Regions from separate parts of the Homo sapiens genome. Here all the other regions are linked to region 1. A link is a loop called in an ENCODE intact Hi-C map of the cell type or tissue named here. Cell type or tissue: dorsolateral prefrontal cortex. All regions are shown on one strand. Region 1 has its middle 18 kb from the start of POLL. Region 2 has its middle 9.4 kb from the start of LINC02681. Region 3 has its middle 14 kb from the start of LINC01514. Region 4 has its middle 15 kb from the start of LBX1.

Region 1 (5,000 bases):
AGGGCAGTCAGAGAGATTTGAAGCAGGAGAAAGGCCAGAGAGCATCCTTGAAAAGCAGCCCTGGCTGACAGCCAGCAGGGAAACAGTCCTACAGCCACAAGGAACTGAATTCCACCAGCAACAAGAATGTGTGTGGATGCAGCCTTTCCCAGAGCCACCAGCGAAGAGCCCAGGCTGGCAACACCTGGATTTCAGCCTTGTGGGACCCTAAGCAGAGAACTGGGCTGAGCCTGCTCAGACTGCTGACCTACAGCACTGTGAGATCATAAGTTGGTGTTGGTTTAAGGGGCAGAGTTTGTGATAATCTGTTATGCAGCAGTAGGAAACAGACTCATAGGGCCTAGGGGAAGGGTGTCTTAGGAAGCTCCTAGGAGGTGGGCAGGGGATGAAGTTGGGAGAGGGCTGGGTGCTCTGTCCTAATGCCATCCTTCCCCTATATTCCCACATGGTAGTAACTGACTGGACCCAAAGTCCTCACCACTCCCTACTGCTGTAACTGGGACCGAACCCTGTAAGCATTTACATTTGTGACTCTTGCCCAGGTGGAGTCTGGGCCCCTGCGTGGTAAGCAGTGAGCTTCCCTCTCACAGGAGTGGGTCCTTGACAAGAGGAGTTTCTGTGGCATTGGCTCAGGTAGAGCCTTCTAGGTTGTGGGCACTCCAGGCAGGCTAATCTGATGCCCTTTCAAACCAGAGTTCCCTTCCTCCTCCCAAACCAGAGTTTTTCAAATGTATATATTCATGGTGCCTGGATTGGTGCCAGTAAAAGATGTTTTTTGTTTGTTTGTTTTGAGATGGCGTTTCGCTCTTGTTGCCCAGGCTGGAGTGTGCAATGGCGCGATCTCAGCTGACTACAACCTCCATCTCCCGGGTTCAAGCGATTCTCCTGCCTCAGCCTCCTGTGTAGCTGGGATTACAGGTGCATGCCACCATGCCCAGCTAATTTTTGTATTTTTAGTAGAGACAGGGTTTCACCATGTTGGTCAGGCTGGTCTCGAACTCCTGACCTCATGATCTGCCCGCCTCGGCCTCCCAAAGTGCTGGGATTACAGGCGTGAGCCACCGCACCCGGCCAAAGATGTTTTTGATTCCTACTAGATAGAAGGCAACAGCTTCTATGGAGGTTGGAGAAGACCAAGGCACATTTTTCAGGTTATGAAAGGAGCCTCCAGTGAGGAGTTAGCTGTACCCTATTTCTGGTTTGTTTCAGCAGAGTTTCACCGTCATTTATTGACTCCTGAGCCTGGCCAGTCCACCCTTAACCCATTCTGCACATGGATTATATCATGTAGGCTTCCCAACAGCCCTCTGATAGTTGTATTATCCCCATTTTGCAGATGATGAAAGTGAGGCCCAGAGAGGTTCATTTACTAGTTCTAAGTCACACACCATATGAAGAACAGAGCTGGGTTTCAGCTCAGATCTGTGTGACCTGGGAAGCCCAGCTGGTTTTCCTGGCTCCTCTCTGGGACTGGTTCGATCCATCCCAAATGTAACTGGGCTTTCTGTCCTAACCTCTTTCCCTCCTTCCCCCTTATCTGAAGCAAGGAGCCTGAGCTTTTCAGTCTGTGGAGGGTTCCTGTGCTGATGTTGAAGGACACAGTCCCCGGCCCTGAAGCCTGGGGTTTGGAATCAGCAGTCGCCCGCTTGCCCTGAGGTGGGGTCTCCTGACCTCTCCACCTCCATTTGGGAATTAGTGGTGTCGAGGGCTCCAATGCCTGAGCACTCCTAAGCTACAGCCCTGCTGGAGGCAGGGGTCCGGGCTCTGTAGCTCACAGACATCCCTACGTGTCTGCCCTGTCCCCCATGGCCCCAGCGGGCCTGCACACACCTGACCCTTTCCCCTCAGCCCTTGGCCTCATGTCCCTGCACACACCCGGTCCGGCCCCACAGCCCACACATGCCTCACTTGTCCCCATGCCAACTCCACCTCAGGGCCTGATGGGGGCCTCGCCTGGCCTGAGACGTCGCCTCCCCACAGCTCCAGGCGTCCGCTGAGGAATCCTCCCTCATCATCCTGACCTTGGACCCAGCATTCTGTGGAGCACTTTGGGGCCAGTTTGAGCATAGCCTCTGGTCGAGCTACCCTCCCTACCTGTCAGCCAGACAGCACCTTGTAAGGGGATCATCCCCCGGCCTGTTCCCCTTCCTCCCGAGCTGCCTAACGGGGAGGGAGCCGAGGGCCCTCGGGCGTGGCCCCAGAGGAGAACCCAGAGGCCATGCTCTTCCCCTTCCTGCTGGCAACAGTCCTGAGCGCCAGCTTCCCACCTCAGAGACTCTGAGAACCAGGGTCCACCCACCTGAGGGCCTCCTTGGCTCTCCCTTACCTTGTGCCCACGGGAGCCTCAGGACCACCAAGCGGAGGGGCGGTCTGCAAGGAGATGTCCCCTCTCTACCTCCCTGCGAAGAATAAATTCGGGCTGCAGATGCCCCTCGGGCTCCGCAGGGAGGAGCCTCACTCGCCACTCTAGCTTCAGGCTCTGCCTTCCTGATCCTAACACCCTCCACCCTCTGGGAACAAACGGGCCTCTGGGATCCGAAATGGGAGCGGCCGCACTGAAACGGGGATGGCGGGATGGGGAGTGCTCCGTGGGGCGTCCTTGGGGACGGGTGCGGGGCCTGCCGGGCTGCGGGGCCTGGCTGGGGGCGGGGCGGGTATTGGGGGCCACGGGCGCGCTTCCTGGAAGCCGCCAGCAGAGGGCGCGCGAGGACCGGCGAAGAGGTCCGGCCGCGCGGAAGGCCTGGGTGGGGTGTGGTTGAGGGTGCGGTGGGTGCGGGGCAAGAAACCCGCGGCCGGGCTTCTCTCCGATCTCGGGCGTGAGAGTGGAGTGGGGTGGAGTGGGGTGGGGCGGAAGGGTCCCCACTGCGCTGCTGCAGCGCGAGCCCCCGCTCCTCTCTGCAGGAGGCGGCCCGAAGGGGCCTGGCGTGCCCTTCGAAGGGGGTAGAGCCTCCCCGTCACCCCGCCGGGAGCTGAGACAGCGGAGCTGGGACTGGTGACTTTGGTGCTGAATCCGGTGGGACCCCATTCCCCACACTCAACCCTGGTCAGGGCTCTGTGCCTCAGTTTCCCCGTGGGTGTGTTCTGTCCTTGATCCTGGATGTTCTAAACTGGGAGATCAGGTGGGGTGAGAACACCGAGTGGGCGGGAACCAGCACCTCCCCAGGTCCCCACCCCATCCCTCTTTCCCCGCCCACCTTGAAGGCAGAGCCTGAGAGAAGAAAGAGATGGGGAGAGGAGAAAGGCGTGAGAGACGGAGGGAGGGGCTGCCTGGAGCACCGTGGGGAAGTTGAGAAGGTTCGCGGAGGAGGGCCGGGATGCGTGGACACGAAAGCGGGCCCAGCTCCCCCGGGGAAGCTCTTCCGAGACTTGCTGAGGCCGTCTGCGCCTCCTCCCGGGCTGAGCTGGGGGCTGAGCTCTGGACTGCATCCCAGGGACCATCGCTCCGCCTGTAGCCCACCTCCAGCCGCCGTGATTTATGGCTGGGCCAGGCCCGTCGACCTTGGACGGATAACTAATGACAGGTCAATAACGCTACAGAAGAAGTGAACTGGTGAGGGGAGGAGGGACGAGGCCCATTAGCCGGCCCATCCCCTGCCTGCCGGCATCTCCCCTCTCATCCTGGTGCCTTTCACTGCAGTCCCCTTGCTGGGGGCTTCCCAAGGACCTCCTGACAGGTCTGAGAGGTGATGGTTAACACCGCTGCAATGGGGGTGGGGGTTGGGGTAGAGGCGTGACCAGAACACATTGGAGAGACCCAAAATGGGTCACAGGAAGGTGAAGGAGACAGGTGGGGGTGGTGGGGGTTCCTGGGAACACACGCCTTTTCCATTCTCATATTGGGAAGCCAGCATTGATTGAGGGGGGAGGGAGCAGTCCTTGCCGTTGGAAGGCAGGGTACCCTGGCAGAGGAACCCTGGTGCCCCCCACCCCCCTCCACCGGGCTCCCTCCCCAGGCCCCTCTCTCTGGTGTCCTCTGCCTCCTCCCACCCCAAGCTACCTGAGGTCAGAGTGTTTACTGTAGTCTTTGGGGGCCACCTCATTTCTGTGCCTGCTTGTATGTGGGTTGTACAAGGCACTGGCTGGGGTCTCAGTTCCTGTATCATCTGGTTTCTACTGGGAGTGGACCACTCCTCCTCTCAGGAGTGCCAGCCTCCCTCCCCTTGTTTGAGATCACCTGGGTCATCCCCTGGGCCCCTCATCCACTTTCAACACCGCAGGGAACCCAGAGTTGGGGGTAGGGAAGCAGCCTTCTCAAAGCCTGCCTCGATTTACTCTATCTCGGTGTCAGCAGCCAGGTGTCCGTGTGAATGCCTTTCTGCCTGCCATCCCCATTTTGCAGATGAAGAAGTTTGAGCTGAGAGAAGCCAGGGAGGAGCTGAGACTGGAATTCAGTCATAGCCTCTATTCTGTCCCACCTTCCCCCGGGTCCTGGCCTTCTCCCGCTCTCTGCTCCTCCTTAACTCCTGCCCAACTCTGCCTGCAAAGGAGACACCCAATGAGAGGGCCACTGAGGCAAGGGCATTCCGCCCCCAGGTTAGACACAGGGTAACAGAAAAGTCTTGGAGGAAGTGTGGGGCAGTGACAGTGGGATAGGGGAAGATATTCGGTCGTGCAGGTACCCTTCGTGGTGGGGACAATGGATGCCCCGTGAGTATGTATGTGGATTCATATGTGCACATGTATTCATGAATACAGTTATTCATTCAACAAACAGGTACTGAGTGGCTACCATGTGTCAGGCCCTGAGAATGTAGGGGCAACACTGGGAGCTTGCGAGTGCTGTATTCTAGCAAGGGGCGCGCGCACAGGATAGGTATGTCTGAGGGCTCTGGTGGGGCGCGGACTCACTGCAGAATAGAAGTGGACTTGGGCGCTGGCAGATGCGAGGCAGCAATTCTCACTTTGTGGACGGAGACATGGAATCTTCCCCTGTCTCCTCAACCCCCATTCCACTTCCAGCCTCTCACATACCCCCCGTCCCAAATCAAACTCACCAGCTC
Region 2 (5,000 bases), 300 kb after region 1:
CTCCAGGGCTCAAGCGACCCTCCCACCTCAGCCTCCTGAGTAACAGACTACAGGCGCACACCACCATGCCCGGCTAATTTATGTATTATTATTATTGAGATGGAGTTTCACTCTTGTTGCTCCGGCAGGAGTGCAATGGTGCAATCTTGGCTCGCTGTAACCTCCGCCTCTGCGATTCAAGTGATTCCCCTGCCTCAGCCTCCCAAGTAGCTGGGATTACAGGCACCCACCACCATGCCCAGCTAATTTTGTAATTTTTAGTAGAGTTGGAGTTTCACCATGTTGGTCAGGCTAGTCTCGAACTCCTGACCTTAAGTGATCCACCTGCCTCGGCCTCCCAAAGTGTTGGGATTACAGGTGTGAGCCACCATGCCTGGCCTATAATTATTATTATTATTATTATTATTATTATTTTGTAGAGACAGGGTTTTACCATGTTGCCCAGGCTGGTCTTGAACTCCTGGACTCCGGCAATCTGCCTGTCTCAGCCTCCCAAAGTAGATCCAATATCTTTAATAAAACATCATCATTCATTGAGTGCTTCCAAGGTGCCAAAGTTTTTATATGTTACTACTGATCACCACAACCCTGCAAAGTAAATATTATTACTCCAATTATTGCACTACTCTGAGAAGTAACTTGCCCAAGGTCCTACTGCAGAGCTGAGATTTGAACTCAACACTGAGATGACTTATTTCCACTAAACTTCAGGGCCATTTTCCACATATGAGATGCACGAAATATATGGACCTCATATATAAGGGTCCATATATGAGACCCCTAAAAGAAGAGAGGCTGTGCAGCCACGCCCTCAGGCCCGAACTCCCTGCCCCAGGCAGGACTGAGCTGTATTGGGCATTCCCTCTCCCCATCCCTTTTCTTCTCTCAGGTTATTGCAGAGAACGGCCAGTTCCTGCACTTGTCCCCAGACCTCCTCTCTGAAAGTGGGCACCGGACACCGGTCCCTGCCCCCAGCCCAATCAAAATTCCCTCTTCTGTTCCCTCTCCACTGCTGGTGACACCTCTTCTCTCCCATGCCTGCCACCACCATCTATCAGCAGCACTTTAAGCTCTGCCACAGCCTCTCGAAGTTGCTAAATCCCCTATTTGGTTTAGTTCCACTCCAACTCCCCCTGCACAGAGGGAACCGATGGGACGCAGGGAAATTATACACATAATAAAGAGCCTGTTTGCTCCAATAATTCTGATAATGATACACACCTCACTCCTTCCCATGCACACACAGCTGTACACACATGCACATATCACACCCTATACCTCCCAATCCTCATGTCCACCAAAATACCTTCCAACCTGCTGACATGCAGCTCACATCCCAGAGGCGCCCCCCAGACCAGTGTCTATACTCATTCACTAAGGTACACACCCTGTTCTTGGGAAATTCTCTGGGTCACTTTGCCTGTTCCCAGCTCCCATAGTACATGGCATTCCCCCTTCACGGCATTTCCCAGCTATGTCCTCAGGGCCTGTCTTCTCTGGAGCTCATTAGATTGTGAGCAGTGATAGTGTCTATGTGGTTCACTGTTTAACCAAGTGCAGTGCTTGGGACATGGTGGCGCCTCCATAACCTGGTTGAGTGAATGATGGAATGAATGAATGCACACTTTACTACATTCATCCCCTTACAGACACACATCGCATCTTGGGGTATCCCCCATCCCCACCCACCCACACATCACCCCTCTGAATTGCATCTTACATAGATACACACACATCGTGGGTAATCACACACATTCCTGGAGATCCAGGACTATTGTGAACAGCTTCCTAGGATTCTCCTGGGTGTGTGTGTGTGGTTGGGGAGTGGCAGGGTAAGAGGGAACATGTGTTTAGGAGGGATGCCAGTATGAGTATGTGTGCGTGGCAAGGGAAGAGGCATGTGAATGAGGGCTGTGTGAGCATGTGTTCAAGAGGATGCGCGTGTGAATCAGTGAGTGCAGGTGTTCAAGTCAGCACAGGTCTATGTGGGTACCTGCATGCATGTGCGCCTGCGCACACGAGCCTCGGAGTCCACAAGCTTACCTTATTCCCCGCCTGCTTACAAATGTTGAAAAGCACGATGGGTGGCCAGGCGTGGTGGCTCACGCCTGTAATCCCAGCACTTTGGGAGGCCGAGGCAGGCGGATCACGAGGTCAGGAGATCGAGACCATCCTGGCTAACACGGTGAAACCCCGTCTCTACTAAAAATACAAAAAATTAGCCGGGCGTGGTGGCGGGCGCCTGTAGTCCCAGCTACTCGGGACGCTGAGGCAGGAGAATGGCGTGAACCCGGAAGGCGGAGCTTGCAGTGAGCCGAGATCTCGCCACTGCACTCCAACCTGGGCGACAGAGTGAGACTCTGTCTCAAAAAAAAAAAAAGAAAAAAAAAGAAAAGCACGATGGGGTTCCTGTTCAGGTTTCCTCTTCTCTTCTCCCTCCAGCCCCTAAAGTCTGGCTCCTTCTAGAGAGAAGTTTTCTTCTCAGTCTCCCTATTTTTCTAAAGCCCAGGGATGCTTAGAAAGAAAAGGGGGATGATGTAGGGGTCAAGTGAGGGGTCCTCACTTTCAGGTCAGCTTCGTTCCACCATCCTGGTCAGTGTTCTCCCACCGGCCTCCACCAACCTCTACTACCACTGTCTCGCCCGTTATACCCAGGAGAAGGTGAAAACAAAGCATGGTGTCTGCCCCCTGCAGACTTGGGGGTTGGACTTGCGGAGCCTCCAGGCTTGCCAATCACCCAGGTGGCTGTCCCTTCTCCGTCCCCACTTACAAACCCTGTCACTGCAGCTCTGTGCTCTTCCTGGTCCCCTTCCTGCTCCTAACCTGGTGTCTTTGCTCGGTCCATCCCCTTCCAGCTTGCCCTCAACCACTGTCCCTGGCTCCTTTTCCTCCAAGCATGCCAGGAGTTCCCCAAGGCCTCGTCCTTGGACATCTTTTCTCCAGGGGACCTCAGAGACCATTTGAGTCATTCAGACGTAGCCATTTTGCCAAGGTGGAGCCCTCTCCTGGGCAAACTTAGTTACTGCCGCAGCTTTGTGCCTCTGGGAGTGACTCCAGCCCTGCCTTCTCTTCCAGGCTCCAGCCTCTGCCCGCACTGCTTGCAGTACCCTACTCATGTGTCCTCTTCATGTGCCCCTCCCCGGTCATATGGGTCCCTTCTGGCCCCTGCCCAGCTTATACTCTGTCCGATCCTCACAGTCACCCTGTCCCCTTTGCTTTTCTTTGCTGCCACTGCAGGCCCACCTCAGCCTCCTGCACACTCTCTTCAGATCAGCCTCCCAATCTCCAGCGTCTGGAGTGTTCTGGGGCTGCCTGAGAGAGAGACATGAATACATGTCACCCTGCCTTCCTCACATGTACCAGAAGGTTTGATTTTTTTTTTTTTTTTTGACTGAGTCTTGCTCTGTCACCAAGCTGGAGTGCAGTGGCACGCTCGGCTCACTGCAACCTCCACCTCCCGGGTTGCAGCGATTCTCCTGCCTCAGCCTCCCGAGTAGCTGGGATTACAGGCATGCACCAGCATGCCCAGCTAATTTTTGTATTTTTAGTAGAGACAGGGTTTCACCATGTTGGCCAGGATGGTTTTGATCTCTTAACCTCGTGATCCGCCCGCCTTGGCCTCTCAAAGTGCTGGAATTACAGGCGTGAGCCACCATGCCCGGCCCTGATTATTATTATTATTATTTTAAACAATAATCTGGGCCAGGCACAGTGGCTCACACCTGTAATCCCAACACTTTTTGGGAGGCTGAGGCAGGAGGATTATTGAGCCCAGGAATTTGAGACTAGCCTGAGCAACATAGTGAGACCCTGTCTCTACAAAAAGTAAAAAATTAGCCAGGCATGGTGGCACATGCCTGTAGTCCCAGCTACTCAGGAGGCTGAGATAGGAGGATCACTCGAGCCCAGGAGTAGAGGTTACAGTAAGCTGTGATCTGGTCACTGCACTCCAGCCTGGGCAACAGAGCAAGATGCTGTCTCGAAATGTAAATAAACACTGAACTGACCATGTCACAGCCCTTTCAATGGCACCTCTCTTCTAGGATAAACTCCCAAACCTTCCTAGAGCCTGCGGGGCTCCAGCCTCTCTTCACACCATGTTCCCTGATACCCAGCCACAATGACCTTTTCCCTGATCCCCTCCTGCCCTCCTGGGGCTCCTGATTCCCCCAGCTTTCCTCTGCAGGCCACAGGGCTTTGGGGCATGCCGCTTTCCCTGTCTGAAATGCTTTTCCCTCTTCTCTTCACCCATGTAATGCCTCTTATCCTTTCAATATCAGCTCAGCTGTGGCTTCCTCAGAACAGCCTTGCCCTGACTCCTAAGGCAGGTAAGCCTCCCCACTGCTATATGCACTCCTGGCATCAGGAGCACCTCTTTAGTTGGACTTATCGACACTTGGAATTTTATGTTTGCGTGGTTACTTCATTTAATGCCTGACTCACACACTAGAGGATTGTAGGATGAGGAGTATGTTTTTGTGCATCACTGAATTCACAGGGCAGTGCCTGGTACACGGGAAGCCTTTGATAAATATTTGAGAGATAAATGAACTAGTCAGCAGTCTCAGGCTGGACAAGGAGGAAATTTTCACCAAAAACCAAGTGGTACCTGCTCAAGATCTGAGTCCCTTCATCATGTCACTTACCTGCTCAAGAACTTTCCGTGACTCCCTATACCCTCACAACTAAGTCTAAAGTCCTCAGATTTTTTAGATTTTCCAAATTATTTTCTTTTCTTTTATTTTTTAGAAATGGGGTCTCACTATGTTACCGAGGCTGGTCTCAAGCTCCTACGCTCAAGTGATCCTCCCGCCTTGGCCTTACAGGTGTTAGCCACCATGCCCGGTGATTTCCTTTATTTTCTATCACTATCCTTTGCTTCCACCAGGCAAACTTATTAGCCCTTAAGCATACCTTGGTTAGTTTGACCTTCATGTTATTTTCTTTGCCTGGAAGAACTCTGATTTCGTCTTTATCTTCACTTAAATCCTACTCGTTCT
Region 3 (5,000 bases), 410 kb after region 1:
AGATATGTTAATAAACTTGATTGTGGTGATTATTTTACAATGTATATGAGAAATAGAAATGAAATCCTGCAGACCTCCTCTTGGCCAACCCCCTGTTGGCCAAGGGGACCCCAGAGAAAGCTTAAAAACTGAGTTCCTTTTCATGAGAGGCGGGGAGGTCAGATACACTTTGTTACACCCCTTCCCTCACTAATCAGCATTAGGTTTTCTTCCTTAAGGGTTAAACAGAAACCAGCCTGTTTGGAAGACTCCGCCAGCTGATATCAACTAACTGCCTGACGCTGCCCCTCACTTTCTGTGGTCTGACACAATAACCAACCAATATCCCTTCCTGATCAGAGACCACTGACCACAGAGTGGTTCTGGCCAGTCTGCGGAGGAAACAGTGAGGGTTTTCATGTCCTCTGCTTCATCTTTTGACATCAGAGAGCTGAAACTCCACCCTGGGATCATGCCGGTTTTTTTGAACATGGGATCCATGAAGCTCAATTGCACATGCACATGTTTCTCTTTTCGTAAATATTCATGACTCCTCCCAGAGCTTATTGAATATGTATATTTGGCCACCCTACTCAGCATAAATTCTTGTCTTATTCTTCCCATCCTTGACCCTTGAAGTGCCTGTTTCTGGCTTCTGGCCAGAGGCTACACTTCCCAGCCTGTCAGAACGGCTGGCAGGCTGCAATGCTCTATGAGAAATAAAGCACTCCTTTCCAAATGTCTGAACCTCTTCATTCTTCAGTTGACATATACATATATCAAAACTTCAAGTTGTACACCTTAAACATATACAATTTTTATTTGTCAATTATTCCTCAGTAAAGCTGGGAGAAAAAAGGTTCACATGGTAAGCTTATGTGGTGTCTAATTTTCCACAATAAAAAAAATAAAATCATCCCACAATGTCAAAGGAAAGGAGGAAGTCATAAAAGAATATATGTAGTATAATTCCTCTTGTAGGAATTTTGAAAACATACAAACACACTATATTCAAAAAGAATGCTTCCGCAAAGAGTAAAACTATAAAGAAAAACAAGGAAAACTTCACCATAAGTGAAGATCATAATTGTATGTAGGGAGAAAGGAGGGGCTGATGGGGAAGGGATATACAGAGAGATCCTGGGGTGCAGATAATGTTTTCCTTCCCTCCCTCCCTCCCTCCCTCCCTTCCTTCCTTCCTCCCTCCCTCCCTTCCTTCCTCCCTCCCTTCCTTCCTTCCTCTCTCCCTCCCTCCCTTCCTTCCTCCCTCCCTTCCTCCCTCCCTTCCTTCCTTCCTCTCGCTCTCTTTCTAAACAGGGTCTCACTCTGTCACCCAGGCTGCAGTGCAGTAGCATTATCATAGCTCACTACAACTTTGATGTTCTGTTTCTTGATCTGTCTGATAATGAAAATATTCATTTTTTAAAAATTTTAATTTATTTTTTATTTTTGAGAAGGGATCTTACCATGTTGCCCATGCTGGACTTGATCTTCTGGGCTCAAGTGACCGTCCCGCCTCAGCCTCCCTAGTAGCCGAGACTACAGGTGTGTGCCACCATGCACTGCTTGCAACTCAGTGAAGTAATTTTTACTGAGGGGCAAACTGCAGTTCATATAGGGCACCTTTGGGATGGCCTCAGTCCCCTTCTAAAGGTGGATAAATCATCAGTTGGTTGTAACGTGTTCCTGATGGAACCCATGCCAAGAAGATGAAGGCCCTGGTCACTCTTGGCCCAGGAGGCTGCCCTCTATCTGCCATGTACGGAGCTGGGCACACGGGAGGTCTTGATCCTGCTTCCTTGAGGGGGCAGATGGTGACCCAGTAAATGACTGGAGAAGCCCTCCAATGTCTGTGCTTCCCCACTGGAAATCCCTCCCCTGTCCCTTTTCTGACCTTGTCAGTTCTCAACCTCAGCCAGACTCCTCTAGGGAGAGAGTTAGAAAGGGAGTGCCTGACTTCCTGCCAGCCCTGCCTGAACCCAGGTTTATCTCTTTGGCTTGAAGCCATCTGTCAGGAAACAGATCCCTCTCCTTTTCGGAGTTACCTGTATGTCAGCCTCAGTATGCACTTAAAGATCTTCCATGGGTGAGGGGAGGAAAGGAATAAGGTCGTTTGTGAGTATTTTTTTTTTTCCTGGGACACTGGTCCTTTCAACCATCCCATCAAGTAAGATGGTAGATCTTTTAATCTTTATATTTCATGGATGACAGCCATGGAGGTTATGTGGCTTACACAAGGTCAACAACAGAGTGAGGACGGGACAAAAGGTCTGTCTCACTCCAAAGCACGTGGCCATCAGATCCTTTCTGGAAGCCACTGGGGCAGAGATCATGGGGTTCAAAATGACAAGAGCACATTCCTAACTCAGGAAAGACATTTGAGGGAGAATGCCCCTTTATCCCATCTTGGAAAGGACTAGGGGCTTGGCTGGGGGTTAGCAAGTGCAGAGAAATGAAGCCTTTCTGGCCTGGAGGGTCCAGACGTGTCAGTAGCCAGTGCTCCAACCCCATTGGTGCTGCTCTAGGGGATGGGCCCTGTGGATGCCCAGAAGGAATGGGAAGAACCAGGAAGGATTAAAAGGACATGATCGGTGGCTACTTGGGTAATTGGCTCTATTCCCGAGAATTTAGAGGAAAGAATCCTCGGCTTTACGAGAAAACACTAGGACAAGGCTATCAGAGCCACTTAGGCTCTGGAACACACTACGCTTAGCAGGGGCTGCAAATGTCCGGGAGACGCTTCCTAACAACTTTGTAAGATGCAAGTAACCGATCTTTAGTGGAAACAACTGGTACCTTGCGGCACACGGCACAGGCGCTGAAACACACAATTACAGGGCACGAGCTCCCCCTTGTGGCCATTCAGGGTGATAGCAGCCCTGAACTCAGGCATCTGGGGGAATTCCTTCCTCTGAACACTGGGAACCGATGGAGCACACACAATGTGTTGGGCCCTGGCTAAGCCATTTACATCCCACCTTCACAACAGCTCCTTTTCACCGGCGCTTGCCTTCCACTCTCCACTGTCAGGTGCTAGCTGAAGCTAGCTTACTTCCTCCCAGACGTCCCGCTGACCCCAGCCCCTGGGTCAAGTGCTTTGCACTTCTACAAAGGTTGGCTGTCTCTCCAGCACGTGTTGCACTTTAGTCTGATGAGTTTATTTAATTGTCTTCACCTATGGACCCTCGTTTCTTCAGGCAGCTTGGCTCTCCTTTACATACCTAGCAGAGAGAAGGGGCTGAATGAATGTTTGTCAAATGAATAAATGATGAATGAGAGAGCATTCCTGCATGCAGAGCTTGGTTACAGGGGCACCTAAATGAATAGCCCAGAGCATGCATTGCCCAAGGCTACACTCACTTTAGAGAGAATGTCTGCAAAGATCACTAACCTCACAATCACAAGCAGTTTCCCTTGGAAAATACCAAATGACTACAGGTTATATTCCTTCATATTTCTGCCCTTCCCTTACTGGTAAGATATAGAGAGAGTGGAAACATGGGGGAATTCTGTGCCCTGTGTGGTGAATTTTATGACATAACTGTCTGGAGTCCCTGCAGGTCTTGGGTGTGGTCACTGAAGTCAGGAAAGAGGGTCCATTGGATAACATCACCCAGCAAGTGAACCCTGAGAGGGTGTGTGAACCTGCTGGCTGACTTGGGGCCAACGTCAGTGGGGTCAGGGGTCACACTGTCTGTCTCTCAGTGTGTTACCTTCTGTGAGGTTTTAATGAGTGACCTTGGCCTCTCCCAGCCAGAGGTTTCTCCCCATTCATCATCTGGTGGAGATGGCAGCAGTACCAACAAAACTCCAGCTCCCCAAGTGCTACAGAAGCAACTTCTGCATCCTCTCAGGGCGCTGGGAAGACGTCCAGCAGTCATCGTTACAGAGGAAGATGGATGTGGCAGGGCTGGGATGGCAGTCCAAGTCTGCAGTTCCAAATGTGTGCTCTTAAGCTTTTTTGAATAAATAATATATTCATGCAATTCAAAATTCAAGCCATTCAAAACAGTAATGAGTAAGCCTTCCTTCCACCCCCTCTCTTAGGCACCCTATTTTCCTCCCAGAAAATGCCGTCATTTTCTTGGGTGTCCCTGCAGAGATATTCTATACAAACAGACATACATATTCTCCCCCCACCAACATACCAACACACCCTGTTCTGCATCTCATTCTTTTTTTTTTTTTTTTTTTTTTTTCGAGACAGAGCCTCACTCTGTTGCCCAGGCAGGAGTGCAGAGGCACAATCACAGCTCACTTCAGCCTCGACAACTCCCGGGCTCAGGTGATCCTCCCACCTCAACCTCCTGAGTAGCTGGGATTACAGGTGTGCACCACCATGCCCATTTAGTTTTTGTATTTTTTGTAGAGACAGTGGTTTACCAAGTTGCCCAGGCTGGTCTTGAACTCCTGGGCTCAAGCTATCCTCCTGCCTCAGCCTCCCAAAGTGTTGGAAGCATCAACACAGGCATGAGCCACATTGCCAGCACATCAACAGTATCTCAGAGTTTGTTCACATCAGTGTGGACTCATCCTTTTCATGGCTGCACACGATCACACTGATGGATTTATCTTCATGAATTTTCCCAGTCCTCTACTCATAGACATTTAAATTGTTTCCAATCTTGGCAAATATCTTTATAAATATTAAGTTGTTTCTAATCTTTACAACGAATGCTCCAAATGAATATGTTTTTACACAGGTCCTTTGACACACATGCATGTATATCTGGACCAAAGCCTCGTATGTGCTAAACCTTGTTGGTTTGCTCATTTTTTTGCCCATTCGTAGATGCAGGCTCTGAGGACACAGAGATGAATAGCACAGCCCCTCCCTGCAGGAGTGTGCACTTGGCAGAGATGGAGAGTGGGCCCAGGGAAGGGCTCTGACCTTGGGTGCTGGGACTCACATAGACCACGCTGTTCTTCATACTGCCCTGTGCCCTCCCCGTCTCTTGCTCTGTGCAGCCATCTTCTGTCCTGTCAGCGTCCTCTTGGGTAGCTTCTGGAAGGCCCGTTCA
Region 4 (5,000 bases), 360 kb after region 1:
AAAGGCGCGCGCTTGGATGCGGGGCTGGTGTGGAAGTCCGGGACTTCTGGGTCCCTTGGTCTGAGTAAGCGTTTGTGCCTGCCCGTTTCTCAGACTCTAGGTCGTTGCTCGGCTAATCCATCCTGCACTCCTTTTGATAATCATATAATTACATCTGAGCGCTGTGAGTTTACATTTTTTTCCACTCTCAGTTTAAGGAAATAGCCACCAAACGGAAGCCCAATTACACCGAAGCCTCGTCATTCACTTTATTAAGGACCCTGGATATGTTTCCATTTTCGCAGGAAATGAGGTCTGATCAAGCAGCACTAATACCTTGGGCCTCGGGGAGGGGGCGGGGACTCTCAGGGGCTGGCTAGATTCCGCGCGAGGCCGCGCCGCCCGCAGAGCCGAAACTGCCAAGCGGATGGCCCCACCTTGGGGCGGCAGATACCCAACTCTTCACGTCTCCCAATTCCTCCCAGGACCTCGGATTCGTTCTGTCGGGGCCACCCACTGGGCAGACCCACACCTTCCCACATCTCAGCGTGCTAGGCTCGGGGCTACCACACGCTGGCGCGGGTGGGGGGCGGATGGGAGGGCCAGGAGAGTTGAGGGGACTTTGCATTCCCAAAGAGAGACCCAGAGTCCTTTCAAGCTCCACCTACCCCCTTCCCAGGTGTTTGGCAACCTCCGAGGATGCTGCTAAGACCTCCGGAGCCGGGCAAGCAGGCCTGGAACGTCTGGGAGGCATCTTCCGGGGTCCCATGCCCCGCCTCCTTCAGTCTCTGATTCCAGTTTTCCATCGCCCCTTCAATGGGAACGTATCCTTTCCCCGCTGCCACCCTGTGCTTTTGAAGGAGAAGACGGTGGGTCCAGGTCTCACCAAGGAGCTCGGGTCCACCAGGCCTGACCCCGGCGCCGGCGGCTTTTGCCCCTCCTCGGATCTCGAGTTCCCAGACGGCGGCCAGGCAGGATCCATGCCTGCGCGGTGGCAGTGCAGCCACTTGGTCTCTCCAGGTTTTCCTTTCCCTCCACACAGGCCCCCGACTGAATTCAGGGGGTGAGGAGTGGCAGGGATGGTGCCTTTAGGCCAAGCCTCGGGAGAGGGGGATGAGCTGGAGGCAGGACCCCACAAATTTGAGGCATCAGAGTCTCTAATTTGCAAGCGCCGTGGAAGCCAGTCGAGGCCCTATGGATCGGTCCAAGAAAGGCCCCAGGCAGAGAATGGCCCGCGGCGCGGAGGTGTCCGCGAGAAACTAATTCCGATCTGGATAACGGGTCTGAATTAGACACGTTTACAGCCCCATTCCCCTTTCCTCCTGGGCGCTGGGGGGCAGTTCCTCGAAACTTGGGGGCAGATTCCCCAGGAGCAGCTGCTGTGGGTGTCCGAAGGAAGAGCGAGGAAGGGAGCCCCGGGACGCGGGAGTCTACACCCTCTGCCCTCCCAGTCGCAAGCTCAGAGCAGCTGCTCATACACAGACCCGCGTATCCTGGGAGAAAAACAGATGAGCGTGCCCTTGTATGTTTGACTCCTGGGCCAAATGTGGCCTCTAAGACCCCGAATTCTTCTCCTAGCAGCCTCAGAACGGAATCCATAAATTCAGAGAGGCAGGTGTGCCGACGACAGTCTCCCACCCCTCCAGGTCCTGGGGAAGGCCGGGGGATGCCTCCTCTCTCCCTCGCAGCGCCTGCCACGCTTTTGCCCCCCTCTTCACCTCGCCCCTTTTAAGCCTCCGGAGAACGATGGCTGCCCAATGGCCCCATGTACCCAGGCCATCCCGCTGTTTCAGGGAGGATCCTAGGGTCCAGGCTCTTTCTTCCTGCAGCCCTCTCGGGTCTCCAAGCCCGCCCCCTCTTGAGCACAGGTGTTCGAAAGGCCCCGCTTCTCTGTGACGCGGGCTTCGAGCGCCACCTAGCGGTACTTGACGCTCAGCAGCAGTGCCCGCCCTTAAGCCACCCCTTTCCCCACCCATCCGGAGCCCGGATAGCCATCCTGACGCGGTCCCACTCCCAAACTACAAGCTCCTGAGTGAACACGCTTCACCCCCACTTTATTATTATTATTATTATTACTATTATTGAGACTGTATCGCCCAGACTGGAGTGCAATGGCGCTATTTCGGCTCACTGCAGTCTCCACCTCCCAGGCTCAAGCGATCCTCCCATCTCAGCCTCCTGAGTAGCTGGTACTACTCAGACGCGCACCACTACGCTTGGCTATTTTTTTTTAACTTTTAGTATAGACGAGGTCTCACTATATAGCTCAGGCTGGTCTTGAACTCCTGGGCTCAAGCGATCCTCCCACCTCGGCCTCCCAAAATGCTGGGATTACGGGCGTGAGCCACCGTGCCCGGACTTCTTTTTAAAAATAGAGACAGGGGTCTCTGTCTGTCACTCTGACTCAGGCTGGAGTCCAGTGACATGATCATAACTCACGGCCTCCCAAAGCTGCCGCATTACAGGTGTGAGCTACCGCGCCCGACCTCTCACCCTCACTTCTTGGAACGGAGCCTTTAGTAGAGGGCCGCAAGGAATTGCAGGGGTGTGGCTAGGGGACTCTCACTTGGACCCGGCAGATGTGCGGGACACTGTTTCAGGGTTTGGGTTTGGCGTGGGGTTGAGGAAGGGACCACCCCATGTCTCTGCTGGCGGGGAGCAAAAAAAAAAAGGGGGGGTTCTCTGGCCGTGTGCGGTGGCTCACGCCTGTAATCCCAGGAGGCAGAGGTTGCAGTGAGCCGAGATCGCGCCACACTGCATTCCAGCCTGGCGGCAGAGTGACACTCCGTCTCAAAAAAAAAAGGGGGGGGGGTCTACTTATGAGCCCCTCTCATCCCTATTCCTACCCGAGCCCGGCCCCCAGCTCAATCCCCGGTACACTGCGGGCAAAGATCAGAACACTGCGGAAAAAAATCAGAACTTTCTCGGCTCGCAAAGTTCCGGTCCTCGCACCCTCCGCGGCATGGGAAAGGTTAGGTAGGAGCGCCCTCTGCCGTCTGTTATTTGGCACTGCGGCGGGCTGCGGGGCTGGAGGCAGCGAAATTCCTCTAACTGGCTCGCGGTCATCTCAGCTACCCTCCTGCCTATAGGGAGGAAGTCCCTTTCCCAAAGGCGCACAAGGGTTCCTCCGATCTTCATGGGATTGCACAGGGAAGGGAGACTCAGTGTTGCTGAGTTCCACCCGCACTGTGAGTTCTGTGCTAATCTTACCTCTTTCCCTCCTGCTGTGGGGTCAGCTTCCTCCCAGCTGATAGGATACCTGGGAGGTTAGAAATTTCTTCCCCTGCACCACAGTATATACATCATATTTCACAGCATAAATATATACAATGTTTACTTGTCACTTAAAAGTAACAATGCAGAAATTGCCGGTCGCGGTGGCTTATGCTTGTAATCCCAGCACTTTGGGAGGCCGAGGAGGGTGGATCACCTGAGGTCAGGAGTTCGAGACCAGCCTGGCCAAAATGGTGAAACCCTGTCTCTACTAAAAATACAAAAATTAGCCGGACGTGGTGGTGGGCGCCTGTAATTCCAGCTCCTCGGGAGGCTGAGGCAGGAGAATCACTTGAATCAGGAAGGCAGAGGTTGCAGTGAGCTGAGATCATGCCATTGCACTCCAGCCTGCGTGACAAGAGCAAAACTCCGTCTCAAAAAAATAAATACATAGGCCAGGCACAGTGGCTCATGCTTGTAATCCCAGCACTTTGAGAGGCTGAGACCGGCAGATCACCTGAGGTCAGGAGTTCGAGACCAGCCTGGCTAACAAGGAGAAATTGCCTCTACTAAAAATACGAAAATTAGCTGGGTGTGGTGGCGCATGCCTGTAGTCCCAGCTCCTCTGGAGGCTGAGGCAGGAAGATCACTCAAATCTGGGAGGCAAAGGTTGCAGTGAGCCGAGATCACGCCACTGCACTCCAGCCTGGGTGACGGCGTAAGATGCTGTCTCTAAATAAATAAATAAATAAATAAATGTAACAATGCATAAATAAAAATAAATTTCTTTCTCTACAGTGTGATCATCAGGCCTGACGGACGGGCCACGTTCCCCAGCTAGCACACTGCAGATGGAAAGGTCAGGGGAAGAGTGAGTGCCAACCCAGGCTCAGTCCATGGGTCTTGCGCGAATTGTTCAGAGTAGATAAAAAGTGGTAAGAGGTGGCGACAGCCCTGCCTGGCACTTCTAGAAGGGCCAGAGATCCCTGAGCTTCTGGTGACATCCTGGCAGAAAACCTAATAGGTAGTGAGTGCAGCAGGAAGTTCTATGCCCCATGAGGGCCCTCACATGCCTGACATACACATGTACTGACTCTGTGGTGCACCAAACACTCCCTTACACAGGCTCAGGCTGCCACCATGTCTTGACACTGAACTCCTGACCCTGCAGAGCCACACTCACCCAAGACCCACTCCTGAGACCTGCTCCCACCCAACTGCAGGACCTTCTCCAGCCCTGAACGTTTAGGAGAAGCAAGGATCAGAGTGGGAAGAACCCCTGGGCAGGTGTGGGAGGAGGCAGTCTGTTAAGGTCGCTTTAGGTCTTTGTCCTCGATTTTGAGACTGTCCTTAGAGAAAGGGGAGTACTGTGTCTTACTGTGTGACAGGAGGGGTACTGGGCTTCAAAAGTCCCTTGCGACCTGAGATCTGGTGACAGCCTTTCATTCGAGGCAATGCTCTGTGATTGTTTATAAGTCTCCCAGAACTCTGTCCCCAATCCCCTCTTGCCCACCTGCCATGTCCAGAGAGCGGGAATCCCCCCTAGACACAGATTAGCCACAAGTATTGGGAATTTCCACTTACTGTAAGTAGCAGGAAAATGAGAATCCTGAGCCCCAAGCCTTAGGTGGGGAAAGAGGTGAAGGAGATCCTCTGTCCCCCTTCCATCTGTTTCCATCCTTTTTCTCTTGGGGTCTTAAGTAGTTTTCCCTGGCAGAGTGTCCTCCCAGAATGGACATCTTGGGGTCCCTGGAGTCACTGCACTAGAGCCAGGATACCTCGTGTCCCTCTTCCCTTCCCCCAGGATG

Evidence for each region. Peaks named below come from ENCODE experiments on the same cell type or tissue, not always from the same donor. Only the 100,000 strongest peaks of a DNase experiment are listed, where the experiment ranks them.
Region 2: it touches region 1 in a loop (4-fold over the local background); 47 of 110 quality-filtered maps call a loop at or near these places.
Region 3: it touches region 1 in a loop (5-fold over the local background); 40 of 110 quality-filtered maps call a loop at or near these places.
Region 4: a loop joins it to region 1, with 10 times the contacts of the local background. A loop is called at or near these places in 102 of 110 quality-filtered maps.

What each region holds. Positions count from the first base shown.
Region 1 is chr10:101,568,076-101,573,075 of GRCh38, reverse strand. No RefSeq gene overlaps it. Among named protein-coding and RNA genes, the nearest start is that of POLL, 18 kb to the left of the region's middle. RefSeq lists a silencer at 2,642-2,941. In dorsolateral prefrontal cortex, CTCF peaks have their summits at 2,497 and 2,697 (motif pointing right); DNase peaks (open chromatin) are centred at 2,283 and 2,685; H3K4me3 peaks cover 1,887 bases; H3K27ac peaks cover 287 bases; H3K27me3 peaks cover 2,045 bases.
Region 2 is chr10:101,270,422-101,275,421 of GRCh38, reverse strand. No RefSeq gene overlaps it. Among named protein-coding and RNA genes, the nearest start is that of LINC02681, 9.4 kb to the right of the region's middle. In dorsolateral prefrontal cortex, a CTCF peak has its summit at 3,003 (motif pointing left); a DNase peak (open chromatin) is centred at 3,021; H3K27me3 peaks cover 824 bases.
Region 3 is chr10:101,159,757-101,164,756 of GRCh38, reverse strand. No RefSeq gene overlaps it. Among named protein-coding and RNA genes, the nearest start is that of LINC01514, 14 kb to the left of the region's middle. In dorsolateral prefrontal cortex, CTCF peaks have their summits at 2,623 and 2,830 (motif pointing left); a DNase peak (open chromatin) is centred at 2,826; H3K4me3 peaks cover 392 bases; H3K27me3 peaks cover 4,329 bases.
Region 4 is chr10:101,211,784-101,216,783 of GRCh38, reverse strand. No RefSeq gene overlaps it. Among named protein-coding and RNA genes, the nearest start is that of LBX1, 15 kb to the left of the region's middle. RefSeq lists enhancers at 1-96, 1,947-1,996, 2,007-2,076 and a silencer at 1,797-1,846. In dorsolateral prefrontal cortex, CTCF peaks have their summits at 1,694, 1,897 (motif pointing left), 2,763 and 2,973 (motif pointing left); DNase peaks (open chromatin) are centred at 917, 1,893 and 2,973; H3K4me3 peaks cover 1,843 bases; H3K27me3 peaks cover 5,000 bases.